Linked DNA regions of Homo sapiens: region 1 is linked to region 2. A link is an interaction called in ENCODE POLR2A ChIA-PET data of the cell type or tissue named here. Cell type or tissue: CD4-positive, alpha-beta T cell. All regions are shown on one strand. Each heading gives the region's core, and the rest is flanking DNA. Links, peaks and the distances in the headings are about the cores only.

Region 1 (4,394 bases), core at 303-4,302, 290 kb after region 2:
AGAACAGAATCCCTGACTTCCAAAAGCATTTATGCTCTCTGTACCCAAATCTGACCTATCTTTCAAGCCTCCTTGAAAGCCTCCTTCAACCACTCTTGTCCACACTGTCTTCCCTGAAGCCCTACAACACATACTGTGTCACACAGTTAACACTCAATCATATATTGTCATATTCACAAATTGTTTTATTTTTATCCTGTCCCTCCACACTAGTTTGGCTCCTGAACTCAAGGAAATTAAAATGATTTATAGTTTATATAGTCGTAAAGACCTGAGACTTGGTAAACACTTGTAATTGACCTGTTCTGCCCACTCTATGCCTTCTTCAAAGAAGCCAACTTTCTCAAAGTAGCTAAGTGCTGCTGGTCCCCTGAAGCAAGTGTTTCTTGTATACTAAAAGCACTCTGCATTGATTTTTTTTCTTTCTTTTTTTTATTTTTTTGAGATAGAGTTTTGCTTTGTCACCCATGCTGGAGTGCAGTGGCACGATCTTGGCTCACTGCAACCTCTGCCTCCCAGGTTCAAATGATTCTCCTGCCTCAGCTTCCCGAGTAGCTGGGATTACAGGCGCCTGCCACCACACCCAGCTAATTTTTGTATTTTTAGTAGAGACAGGGTTTCACCATGTTGGCCAAGTTGGTCTTGAACTCCTGACCTCAGGTGATCCACCTGCCTCAGCCTTCCAAAGTGCTGGGATTACAGGTGTGAGCCACCGCGCCCAGCCTGCATCTATTTTCATGAGGCCCGCCGCCTAGGAGAAAGCCTTCTCTACCACCATATCTATTAACATCATTCTTACTGGTCATGGTAGGTACTGTTTGGAAAAGCTACAAGTTACAAAGCCTTTTTCTGTATAACACCTCCAAAATACCAGTAAAATTAAACTCTTCTAAAACCATATCCAAATCTTCCATTATAATGAAGATTTGAATCTAAAGAGTTCACAGAGTTATATGTAACTGTACCAAGAAAAGGTATTAATTCTCTGAAAAAACTGCTTCTTAAAACAGAGGTGTTAATCTAACCTCTAGGGAATCTCTAAATTCTTTTCCTTGGTGGAGCATCAAGATCCAAGAGAGAAGCTTCTTGTGACAAGACAAATTCAGTCAAAGTAGTTTGCTGCCTCCATGCCTCCCACCACAGCCCCCACCAACTCCAGGAGCACAGCAATAAATGTGAAGACCATCTAGTCTAACACAAGCAAGATAAACATAACAGAGCTGGCACAGTGGCTCATGCCTGTAATCCCAGCACTTTGGGAGGCCGAGGTGGCCAGATCACTTGAGGTCAGGAGTTGGAGACCAGCCTGGCCTACATGGTGAAACCCTGTCTCTACTAAAAATACAAAAATTAGCTGGGTGTGGTGGTGCACACTTGTAATCCCAGCTACTCGGGAGGCTGAGGCAGAATAATTGTTTGAACCCGGGAGGCAGAGGTTGCAGTGAGCTAAGATCACGCCACTGCACTACAGCCTGAATAACTGAGTGATACTCTGTCTCAAAAAAAAAAAAAAAAAGGACTTTGGATCTAGTACATGGAATCAGAGTTCCTCCTTCCTGAGAGCACTCAGAGAAACAGAACTTTTGGAAAGTCTTCAGCTGTTGCTCCAACCAGGGCAGCTGTGTTTTTGGAATATAGATTGATAGCAAATGACAGACAAATAGAATCGCCTAGGCAAAGCGGTATTTTACTCGTGGGACACACAGCCCAGGAGTTAGAAGATGTGTCAGATAGCTCCTTCTTTGTCGGACAGTAATTGCCTGCATTCTCCCAACTGCACAGACAGTAAGTCCCTACAAACAACTGCTCTAGTTCACAGATGACAAACTAAAAAGAAGTGGCTCGGTTCACATCCTGAATCTACAAAGATACACCCTCTGAAGGGCAGAAGTGAGACAGTGGTCAGAGGTTCATAAAATAAAATGCAAGAAATCAAAATCAAAAGTGCTTTATTTCCGAGGACAAAGGCATTCTTTCTCTTTAAAGAATTCAAACAACAAGACTTAATGCTTCTTCACAGTATGACAAGCATTCTGTCTTCCAAATAATATCATCTTACATTTGTATTGTGTTACATAGCAATTTCACATGGATTAATTAATAACAATTTAGGTAGGTAGTGTGGTACAATTACTATTCAATCTTACAGGACCACATGGGATTTCAGAATTATGAGTCCACAGATATGAGGGAGAGATGTGTTGGACATGAAAATTAAAGAAGTATGCCACATTCCCGAATCTTAATGCTGATGCCAAAGATTCCAAATCCTCTGGAGATAAAGCCTCTCCATTATCTCAAGGGCCTGAAATTAAATCGTTCAAGTGATTCTCTTGCTTCAGCCTCCCGAGTAGTTGGGACTACAGGTACCCGCCACCATGCCCGGCTAATTTTTGTATTTTTAGTAGAGATGGGGTTTTCGCCAGGTTGGCCAGGCTGGTCTCCAACTCCTGACCTTGGGTGATCCACCCACCTTGGCCTCCCAAAGTGCTGGGATTACAGGTGTGAGCCACCGTGCCCTGCCAGCTAACAGCCATTTCTAAGCAAGGTTCAAGGCAGCCTTGCTGCAGACTGAAGAAAGGGCTGGTCTTCGGACTGTGTCATAGCCATTCCTCCTCTACATCAATCTGGTCTGCTGCTGGGGAGCAGGGGTGAAGGGCAGGAGGGTGGGGATAGATGTTAAAGAAAGTAGTGGGGAGGAGTTTCTTGGTTAAGAAGCAGAACCTTGGAGCTGTGTTGTAACTACATGCGTAAAGGCAGGCTTAGGACATGTCAGACGTCTGAAGCAGGAAGCAGGCAAAGGAAGCACCGTGGTTTTCTTTGGGCTAGGGATTCCCCTCTTGGGTTAAGCAAAAGGTCAGGAAAGATAAAGCCCCTTTCCTAATGTCTATAAAGTCCAAGGATGATGGAAATTCCAGGAGGTATAGGGGTTCTAAAATGCTATACGACAGCTGTGTCCAAAGCATTCTTTATATAAACCCACAATAATGTCATCTGTTTTTGAGGGGAACTAGCTATGTCTACTGTCTAATAGGGCATTGATGTGTTGTTATTTAATAAATACCCTTGGGCTGGGCGCGGTGCCTCACGCATGTAATCCGCCAGCACTTTGGGAGGCCAAGACAGGCAGATCACGAGGTCAGGAGATCGAGACCATCCTGGCTAACATGGTGAAACCCCGTCTCTACTAAAAATACAAAAAATTAGCTGGGCGTGGTGATGGGTGCCTGTAGTCCCAGCTACTCGGGAGGCTGAGGCAGGAGAATGGCGTGAACCCGGGAGGCGGAGCTTGCAGTGAGCAGAGATCCCGCCACTGCACTCCAGCCTGGGCAACCAAGCGAGACTCCATCTCAATAAATAAATAAATAAATACCCTTAATGACAGGCATCATGTTGGAGAAAAAGATTACAATAGGTAAAATTCCACAGAGTACAAATTCAACTGAGAATGGTCCACAGTTCGGGAACAGAAGCAGTAACCACAAACTGGAAATCATTTTACCTATTCTTCTACCTTATAATAATGAGAACATTCTCCCTAGTGTTTTATATCTTATAAAAGCACTTTAACATAATCTTATTTAAATATAATTAAGATTCTTCTGAATCATGAAGGTTTAAAAAAATTTTTCAATTTACTCAAGTTCATCAAATAAAGAGGTCTTCTTGTTTTATTTATTTAAATTAAACTAGCCTGGAAACAGAAACAAACAATTGAAAATTCTCTACCGGAAACTGTCTCCCATTCACAACTGTATCACTTGCTCCTATTTACTGCCTCTAAATAACGCTACCTAGTTTCATTCAATTGAGGATTTGAACAAGGAAAGAGCTGCAACTGTTGTACTACTTCCTGTTGCAGAATTAACCAGTCATTTCCAATCTTCTTCCATTTTAGGATATTTCCCTTCCAAAGTGCTGTCCAAAGAGAGAGCAACTTCTGTTCCACTATTCCTAGACAATTTTCCTAAATCACTTAAACCAATTTTCCTTCATTTACTTAGTTTGCATTCTTCAAAAGCCCATTCTATTTCCTGTACCCCACTCCTCCTTCATGCCCTTACGTACTGTTTTGTTGGGTAAAAATACTCTTATCTTTCTGTAAAGATCAATTATCTAGTCTTAAATAGTTCTTGTGGTTTTTCAAAGGTGCCCTTCATTTGAAGAACCCTTTTGTGCTGCCCCCAAGTCTCGCAGAGATGAAAAAGGCTGTTGTCCTTCTCCTCATTCTGTGTACACCTCCATCTCCCTGTCACCCAAATAAGTGTCAGTTTTTATTAGTCTATAATAAATAACTTCTTATCAGCATCAAATTTCTATTATCACCATTCCTAGTCTCTTGCAGCTTTTTCCTCCATCCTGCCCTCTTCCTTGAAAGTTTGAAATTATTTTAA
Region 2 (4,394 bases), core at 65-4,064:
TCTGTTGGCAGAGCATACATATTTATACATTCTTCTGTGTTTAGCTCAGTGGTTAGAGAACACTTCCTGGAAAGACTGCAGTACACAAATGTTTTCAATTTGAGCTTGTACATTTCATCTCATTGGTCCCTGAGACAAGGTTCACTGCCCTGGAGGTGACTTGGCTCAGTCTTTAAACACACACTAATGAATTTCAGGTTTGGGACAGAAGAAGGGCTGCTCTCTATTGGACAGTCATGTGAACTTGTTTCCCCTGTATGTCTAACTTAGGTATGTAATGTCACTCTGGATAGAGGGTTCTTCTACTATGTCCGGACACAGAAAACTGATTGCCCTTGCTCAGAGCACTCCATGCTTGCCTGTGTTTAAAACTTAGGTTTGGCAGATTCCTTCATTTTTGTGAAAATAGGGCAAAGATCTTCTGAGTGCAATTGGATGTACTGGAGGGCACTTAACCTTTAGCCTGTAAAGATGGGTTTGGGCTAAGTCTGTTTTGTTTTTCCTTTCAGCTGTTTGAAGAGAAAATTCAAAGGAAAATTCATCTTTCATACTTTTTATGCTGATAGTTCTAGTAATAGTTTAGGGATTTTATCTCATCTGCTCCAGCAACACCCCACCAGAAAAATTATGGAAGTTGAGTAGCCGAATATGAAACTTGTTTTATATAGACAGGAAAGAAGCTAATGAACTCACAGACACCCCTTATCAGGACTACAAAGCCCGAGCTGTGTATTACCCCCACCCCACCCCACCCGGCGTACCTTTGGCAGTGCTTACAAAGACTTGATCCTGACTAGCTTAGAAGACAGATGCAGTTACTCAGCTTTGTACATGCCTTGCCTATATACTCAAGAGTGGGTCACAATTGTGCTGGGCCAGCAGCAGGGGGAAATGTTGATTTCATGAATTCCTTCATCAGTGGAAGGTCAGCCATGGACTGTAATTTTGTTATGGAGTGGGAGAATTTCCATTTCTGTGTGATGCTGCATTTGTCCCAGTTATGCCATTTATCATCTGCAAGGCTGTGCACAGCCTGTGCAAGCCTCCTGTCTGGACTGCGGTTCTTCCTTCCCAATTTAAGCAGCATGGGCCAGATGATCTCCTAAGGCCCTTTCTACCTTTCACAGTCTGAAGTTCAGCTTCTTCTGCATATATGAGGTTGGGGCACCAATTGCAATGGTCAGCTGGAGACTATTTGCATTATCCAGCTGATAAACTCTTCCAGCAGACAAATGTGAATAAACAGCAACACTCAAGTCCTGCATAAAGTTTGTCTTGAGTTTGCTGAAATGATCAGCAGAAATCTTGGGCGGTGAAGTGCTCCTAAGTGCTGGGCAGGAGTTGTCAGGTGACGGTGCCCTGTCAGCGCTGGATGCTTACTAGGGGTGGGGTCCTGCTTGAGATCCTGAGTTAGCTGCAGGAGATGGGTCCAGCATGCAGTTGGGCATCAGAAAGTCTTGGTTCCTCCAGGCTCCTGACTGTCCCTATCAACCCAGATGTCCTAGCCTCATAGGCTTTGGCGAGTTACCTTGCAGTTCTAAAGCTTCTGTTTGGTCATCTTTTAAATGATGATAATAACTACTTTTCAGGGTGAAAAGCTTAAAGTATGTGAAAGTATCTAGCAAATAGATGGCGCTTTATAATTAGGTGACTAAAAACAGCAATTTGTAAAAACCCCAAATAAGATAACCTTATCTGAAAGAGGGGCTCAAAAAACTGACATTTGTGTGTGAATGACATTGCATAGGACATACTGTCCTTTAATCCTTAACAACCTCATTTTACAGATACAGAGATACCAGGAAGTTCCCAGGGTCACAACACCTGGAAACAATGGAGTTGAGCTTCAAGTCTTCTGATTGGAAACTTGTGTTCCTTTTACAATATACTACCAATACACCAATATAGTTAGTACATTTTATAGTTAAATTTCTGATGATTCTGGAAAGGGAAATAAATGATCAAAATGGTAATAGTACCTGTTTTGATAGAGGAGATTTCCTTGTGCCCTTTTTATATGACTACAGCTAAATTGCCCTTTAAGACAAACCCAGGAAACCCTAGCCAGTCACTCCTCACGTTGTGGGATCTTAACCCCGAAACAGCTACTGGGGATAGCTGGAAGATTTGAATATCTCTGGGATGTCACTGTCCAGTTTCGAAATAATTTTATAAATGGGTTTCTTCCAGGAAGGATCTGAGTCTCTCCCTGCGGAGACAGCCCTGAAGAACTCCTGTAACGTCAAGCTGGCAATTTCCAAGAAGCAATCTGGAACCTGCATTTCCAAAGAGACCCACAAGAAAGAAAAGACGTGAGGTTGGGAAGCACTGGTGCCAGAGCCCTCACTAGCGGGTGCTGCCTGTTTCTTGGGTAGTGGGCTAGGAGCATCCCTGCTCTAGTGGCCCCTGATTCTGCAACCCTAGGACTCCTCTGCTTCCTCATCAGACACAAACCTTGATAAGACAGCTCCAGTGAGAAAGCCCTGGGAGAAGGTGAATTAAGGACACTTCCTTTGTAGGAGGAGCTGATCTCGCTAATGGGCGACTTTTTAACTAAGCAGGTCAGAAAATCTTACTGAAAGTAAATCTGTGGCTCAAAGAGACTTCGGTATTCTTTTCCCTAGTACTAACTGTGGAAAGGAGTGCCCCCAAGCTTCTGACTGTCATACCTCATTCCACTGCCTTTTAGGGCTGGGTCTGAAGAGCTTACACTCCTGCTTTCAGAGCTGGTTGACGGGGGTGCTGTTCTAGAATCCTAACCCAGACTGGCACCATGAATGATGGGTTGCCCCACTGCCAAGCTCCAGACCCAGCTTGGCTTGGGGCTTGCTGCCACTGCAGGTCAAATGACCACCCTATGTGGAAAGATGCAGCAGTGCTGCCTGTCCCATACTGGCCGTGACCCCTTGAGCCTCAGAAAGGGAGACATGGACAATTTTCCCCACAGGTAGTCTTAGCTTTCCAAACATACTCTGACTCACCAGTCAACCAGTGGATGACCACAGTTCTTGTATTTTTTGGAGGTATCAATAAACCACTCTTTGTGATCACAGTCAAGGGAGAAGTCAAGAAGAGGGAAGTGTAATCTGTGACCAGATATACCCGGCACCTGCAGAATCAGATGCCAGCCTAACAGCTGTCAGCTGTGCATGAGGCAACATGCATCTCTTGATTAGGAATGTGCGCCAGTGACACCTAGGCTCACCTTTCACTGACGCTTTACCTCTGAGGTGCCACCAGTGTGCCTTCATAGGGATCCCCGAGGGACTGAGCTTGAGTGTTGTTTATTGTTATTTCCAGAAAGGATTTGAGGTGACTTGCTATGGAAGGCCCACTGATACATTTTCAAGGGAAAATACAGATAAGAATCAAATCATGAAAAGCATAGAAATTGTTGAGAAAACCTAGGCCAAGACTAGGTGCCACAACTGAGCTCAGCATTCAGTCCTGAGCCTCCTGGCACTAAGGCAAAAAGGTCAGGAAGTTATGTAACTTGATAATGACAGGGTATTCAGTCTAAGATGGTGTAACACCTGGCAGCCCTCTCACTAAGCTTCAGAATGAAGACTGGCTGTTGACTCAGTTTGCTGCTTCCACCTGTTGCCCAAGTGAAGATGTTGAGGCTGTAATCTTTGTGGATGATACAGAGATTGGCCCAGGCTGCCCTGGCTCTCAGTAACTTAAGGAGACACAGAAGAGGGATCTTTCCTAAAACTCGAATCATATAGGGAAGACACTCATCAGATCTCATGGGAACCCAGTACATGGTCTTACCTCAAAGTCATTTCCCTTGTTGTAGTGCATATTGAGAGCTTGAAAAAGTTCTGAATTGCGGAGAACCACCAGCATTTTGGGATTTGTGACACCATCTGAAATTGCTTGCCGGGCAGATTTTTCCATTTGGATGTAATAAAACTCACGAAAGTTGCTGAACCACTTGATCATCTGGGAGGTAATGCAGCGGTTGAACTGTACAAACAAGAGGTCCATCCAGTCAGACATTTGCCACGAGGTGCTCAGAATTAGAACTGTCTGCTTCCAGCTCAGTATAGGGGTTCATATACGGCTTTAACCAGCATTAACAGGGGCTTCCTTTAAAAAAAGAAGCGAAGCCACCGCTATTTTCCAAGCCTATTTAGTTATACTCAGAAAAATCTAAATTAGCTACAGTGCCCATTAGAACATAACTTTTTTTTGATATGCTAGATTTATGGGGGTTGTTTTACCCATGAAAAGCTTTTTGTGGTGTTTGAGTGGGACTTAGGGGTCACGACCAGTGTGGTGCCAGATTTTGCTGCACCCAGGTGGACTGCATGGCAGGCCTGGGGCCTTCCACTTGGATAAAGGGCCAAGGGAAGGGCAAGATGTAGGTCAGGGAGCAGTTTATTAGCAAC

Evidence for each region. ChIA-PET counts read pairs that join two places held together with the same protein. Peaks named below come from ENCODE experiments on the same cell type or tissue, not always from the same donor. Only the 100,000 strongest peaks of a DNase experiment are listed, where the experiment ranks them.
Region 1: POLR2A ChIA-PET joins it to region 2 with 5 read pairs; 2 of 35 experiments call an interaction of 5 or more read pairs at or near these places.

Annotation. Positions count from the first base shown.
Region 1 is chr14:75,142,435-75,146,828 of GRCh38, forward strand. The region is part of intron 3 of TMED10 (transmembrane p24 trafficking protein 10); the gene reads right to left. Among named protein-coding and RNA genes, the nearest start is that of NEK9, 18 kb to the left of the region's middle. In CD4-positive, alpha-beta T cell, for the core only: no CTCF peak of the experiment used is centred there; a DNase peak (open chromatin) is centred at 2,767.
Region 2 is chr14:74,853,027-74,857,420 of GRCh38, forward strand. It overlaps PROX2 (prospero homeobox 2), which reads right to left. Exons shown (of 6, transcript NM_001243007.2): 5 at 3,775-3,969; 6 at 7-2,276. The coding sequence ends at 2,106. Among named protein-coding and RNA genes, the nearest start is that of PROX2, 21 kb to the right of the region's middle. RefSeq lists an enhancer at 1,655-2,854. In CD4-positive, alpha-beta T cell, for the core only: no CTCF peak of the experiment used is centred there; no DNase peak of the experiment used is centred there.